Regions from separate parts of the Homo sapiens genome. Here region 1 is linked to region 2. The links are chromatin loops, found by intact Hi-C in ENCODE. Cell type or tissue: Caco-2. All regions are shown on one strand.

The links. Hi-C counts contacts between places; a loop is a spot of excess contacts. Peaks named below come from ENCODE experiments on the same cell type or tissue, not always from the same donor. Only the 100,000 strongest peaks of a DNase experiment are listed, where the experiment ranks them.
Region 1: a loop joins it to region 2, with 4 times the contacts of the local background. A loop is called at or near these places in 2 of 110 quality-filtered maps.

The regions. Positions count from the first base shown.
Region 1 is chr10:58,636,342-58,638,841 of GRCh38, reverse strand. All of the region lies in intron 2 of BICC1 (BicC family RNA binding protein 1), which reads right to left. Among named protein-coding and RNA genes, the nearest start is that of BICC1, 120 kb to the right of the region's middle. In Caco-2, no CTCF peak of the experiment used is centred here; a DNase peak (open chromatin) is centred at 1,301.
Region 2 is chr10:58,554,386-58,556,885 of GRCh38, reverse strand. The region is part of intron 1 of BICC1 (BicC family RNA binding protein 1); the gene reads right to left. Among named protein-coding and RNA genes, the nearest start is that of BICC1, 43 kb to the right of the region's middle. In Caco-2, no CTCF peak of the experiment used is centred here; a DNase peak (open chromatin) is centred at 1,205.

The DNA of each region.
Region 1 (2,500 bases), 82 kb before region 2:
AAAAGAATTTCAAAGCTTTAGAGACCATATGCTTAGTTCTACCCCTCCTTTGACGAATAACGGAACCAGAGGCCTTGAAGAGATACCCAGTGCCGGGACTATCTCTGCCTGCTTTCTCCTCATTGGTGCTCTTTTCACAACAAGCGGTGGCTCTTATTGGTACAAGTAGCCTCTGGGCATCCTTTCTCATCACCCCCTGCCACAAAACCCAGAGAAGGCTGATGAGGCACACACAGCTCTTGGGAATAAGAGGACTTTCAAGTCTGTGAACTCTGGGTGACCCATGTGTAGACCAGTGTCTACATTTCAGAAGCACTGAGACCAAAAAGGGGAGAGGCGTTGGGGAAAGGAGCCTGAGACAGGGAGAAAGCAAAGAAGGCAAGAGTCAAATAAACGAGCCTTTTTTCCTTTAACTGCAGCTTGAGTTAGTCCAATTCAGAACCACATTTTGAAAAGAATACACTTATCCCCACATTTCCTATTTGACATTTTTAAGCTGTTTTTTTCAAATGGCCTTTTTTTTTAACTCTGTAATTACTTACCATAAAGTACAGATGTTATTTTCTATAACATTAAAGAGATGAATAAGAAAACTCCTGGCTTACAGGCAATTCTACATGAACCCTCAATTTCTGGAATGCAAGTTAATTCCTAATAAGTCACTATTTCCAGCCCTGCTCTGTTACTCTAAACCTTACCACCTAGACTTAAAAGTCATCGTATTAGTTAAAATTACATTCTTTTTTTCCTCCAAAACAGCCCTCCTGCTAGATGTTACTATGTCTGTCATTTAGTATTAGAAACTTTAAAATCCACTTCATTCCACTACATCCTACATCCAAGATTCTTCCTTCTAATTTCCTAATATCAGTCCCTTTATCTTCCTGTTCGCATACCTCCCCCAAATTCCCAGGCCTTCTGTACCTTACTGGTCCTGTTTAAGTGATTCCCCTGGCTATCACAGTGCTTAGTTACTAGATCCCCTCTGGTCCACCATGCCTGTCCCAATTTATAAGTTATGCCACTGGTACCTATACTGATCCTCAACAAACTACCTCTACTCACAGCCAATAACTGACAGAATCTACTATGTTATCATGTTTTACAGAGCTCTAACACAGTGCCCTGCATTCAATATTCTATAAAAGCTTTCATAACAATAAAGATGAAAGGCTCCCACTATTCATACCAGTAAGATGTAGAAGGGAAAGTTAATGAGTAGCCCTGGAAGGACTTTCATCATCTTATAGCAAAGGGCTGTAAAGCCAAAAGCTGAAAGCAAAGCGTGCGTGAGGAGGGAAGACAATGAACATCAGAACCAGCGGCAAATTCTTGTGGCTGAGACACGAAACGTTCTTTGAGCCACAGAGAGAACTGGCAGCTCCTGAAACAAGAAGTTTCTTGGATTTTCTTTTTATGCCATGCTGCCAAGCAAAACAAATATTTTTGCATCCTAAATGAAAGTTCAGTTTACCCTGATAATTCTTTATTGGTAGCAAACCTCATCTAACCACAGCCTATCAGTTTCTGACAATTTTCCATTTCATAACAAAGGAAAAAACATATTTCTAATAGCAACCAACTATCCTATTACATGAGAACTTAACCACCACCTCAAAAGAAAAGAAAAAAAATCTTCACTCGAGAAGGAAATGTTTTTATTCTAAAATGCAAAATACATAAACATATTTAAATAAAAGGAAACCAACAAATGGAATTTTTCCCCATATAAGAATCAAGAAAGTAGTATCCCCAAATAAAAGTTACGATCACAGCTTTAAACTGAGACAAATTGCCAAAAATATTATAGAACTGTGTGTGGTTTTTTTCAAGCAACTAAAGATATGGAAGGTGCCTCATCCTACATCAGCCACACAGCCTTCCCCCCAGCCAGAGGATGCAAACACTAGAATGAAAGGGTCTTCTCTAAAGAATCAAATCATCTCTCGCATTTGCTCAATGCTTTACTGTTTATAAAGCACTTTTGAGTGCATATTTCAACCAATTTTAACATCAATTCTATGAGGAATTATCCCCATTTTCTAAGCAGGAGAACTGAAGCTCAGTTGTCAAATGACTTGCCCAAGATTTCACAGCTGGTGACTGTACTGGAATTCAAAGCCAGAACTCATGGCTCCTAGTTCAGTATTCTTCATAGTATTAACATCTCTTATTTGTTACATTCACTTATTGATTCAAAATGACAGCCTGGCATGAATTGGGGAAGGAAAAAAGGGAGAAGGAGGAGGAGGAGGAGGAGACAATGATGTGTATGGAAGAATGCATATCATCATCCGCTCTGGATCACCCAAGTTTTAAAAACCTACTTCCTAGGCCCTATCTCAGACAACAGCTCCTTAAGAACACCCATAGGATCTTTTTGTGTGTTGGGGAGGAGGTGGGGAGGCAGGAGGATGGGACAAGATAGCACTACCTCTTATTGCTTTAATAATATTTAATTTACTGTGTTTTCCCATTAAGAAAGACAAATACGAAATTT
Region 2 (2,500 bases):
TGTTACACTAGAATAAAAAATAGTAATGCAAGAAAAACATATGAGAATTCTTTTTAAATGGAAGCCTCATATGACTGAGAAGAAACAGACAAAAGGACAAAACTGACACTCTTTCGGACTTTGATGCCTAGGCCATTACCTTTTGAACTGCATACTTAGTAATTTAAGATTGTTTTCTTCTTAATCACTCCAAGTATACTACTTGATTCCACAGCAAATATTTACATAATGATAATATTGTAAGTGATGTTAAGAAAAAAACAAACTCATGAGCAATCTGAAGAGTGATTTTTAAAAAAAAAGGTTTCTGCCTGCCTGCATCAACTGCTCTATCAATCAAATTGCTTTTCACTTTTAAGGGCAAAATCTGGCATAAGAGGAATTGAAATTATGGTAATTTAACTCCATACAAATATTTTCTAAGTAACATTTCTTGGTCAAGTTTCTTTTCTCCTTCATACTCTTAACCAAGCTGCAAACTTTGATGCTAAGGGGATTTATGGCCCATCAAGAAATTCAATAACTTTTAATATACATTTTCCTTACATAAAATGCTTCGATGCAAGACCAAATTGACCTATTATGTTTATTTTAGAGCTAGTAATGCAATTTCAGAATATCTGAGAAGCTGCAAATGAGTAGAATTTACCTTTCTCTATTTGTATGCATACATCCATGCCAATAAAAATTAGACATATTCAAGGTTTCACATTCAACAGTAAGAGACTAGCATTTTAAACTCAACCTAGGAGGTATAACTTTCGCAATCACCCTAAGTTAATAATTTGTCATAATATTAACTATCCCCCAACACTCGAAAACTAGAAATTCCACAATCTTACAAATAGGCTTCTCATTCTATAATTGATGGATTATCTAAATAACCATAATTAAGGAAATAAAAAAAAATTTTAAGAATAAACAATTCAACATTACTTCCCATTCAAACACTATCTAACTGGGAATGACAGTTCGGGTCCTTAGTGTAGAACATAATGTTTAAAGAACCAATACCACACACAGAACTGATTCTCTTTAGTGATAACACAGTGGTGAAATATTTCACTTGATTCTCCAGTAATCCAAGTTAAAGGCTTTGAAGTCACTATATTTGTTCACCAACTTCATCCATTTCCATTTAATCATTAAAACCCTGTTTCACTGAAGTCAAGCCTGCTTGGCCATCATTTGAGTTCCAGAGATGCCAGGCCAACACTTAGTTTCGCATGACAGACCTCAGTGACCCATATTTTTCAAGCACTCACTGAAACTTCCTTTGCAAAGAACTGCTAATCATTATTGTGAGAAGAGATAAGAACGCTGATCTGCTCATTGAAAATTAACTGACTTCACATAGAGAACCTCATCACCTAGACCTTAGCTTCCCTTTTTTGATCTTGATAATCAGAAAAGAAATTTTGCCTATTTATATTGATGTTTTTAAGATTTCCACCAGTACTACTAATTACTCTACTTCCAACAGGTTACAATACATAGGACCACAAGTTGCAACATTTAGTATTGCTGCTTACGTCCTAGGGTCAGCCACCTAAAAAAAAAAAAAAAAAAAAAAAAAAAATGTCCAACAGCCTCTATTCTCTTCAGCTGTAAAATAAAAACCTGACATCTATGAGGTTGTTACAACAGGAATAAAGAGTACATTACATCAAATTTCAGAAGTTTGCACTGAAAGTAAAGGTAATTCAAGCAAAAATATGAAAAAATCTCGAAAATGTATTTTCCCCCAAATAATTATCCTAGATCTAAACCATTTCAGCTAAAATGGTTTTACTCTCCCCACTATGTGAGTTACTTATTACTTGTTCTTTTTCTTTTTAAAGAAAGACACTAAGGTATTTATAACAAAACCTGGACATTACAAATTTAAAATAACAAGCTCAGACTTTATACATTTAATATGTTCTTGATCAGTCACAGAGCCAAAAGAGAAACAAACAGAATTAAGCTTACAAGAAAATAAAATAGTAAAATATTAATATATAAAATAGAAAAGGAGGTATATATAACAGAATTTATTATACCAAAATTAAATGTAATTCTAACAAGGCTAGAGAGGCAAAAAAAAAAAAATCAAATGTAAGTCATATAAGACTTTAAAAATCAGGATATTAAACCAACATTGATATCACATTGTTTAAATTAGGTCCTTCCTTTTAGCCATAATGAATGTGTATATTTCATGGATCAAAAACACAAAGTAATTCTTATTATACAAATGCTGTTCTAGTAAACACACAAGCATTTTTTTTCTGATGTTTGCACCTTCTTTATACTTTCTTCCAAAACCACTGCTCCTGACTTACATCACAGGAAGAACAACAAAAAAGAGTAGGAACTTCAGAAACTGAACCATAAAATAAGAATGCCTGTTTGCCTAAGGCGTTTATAATGGCTAACATGTTTAATAAGAGAATCTATATATTGTAGGCTCTTTATAAAAATTACATAACTACAGCATTGACTAAAGTTCAATTTTAAA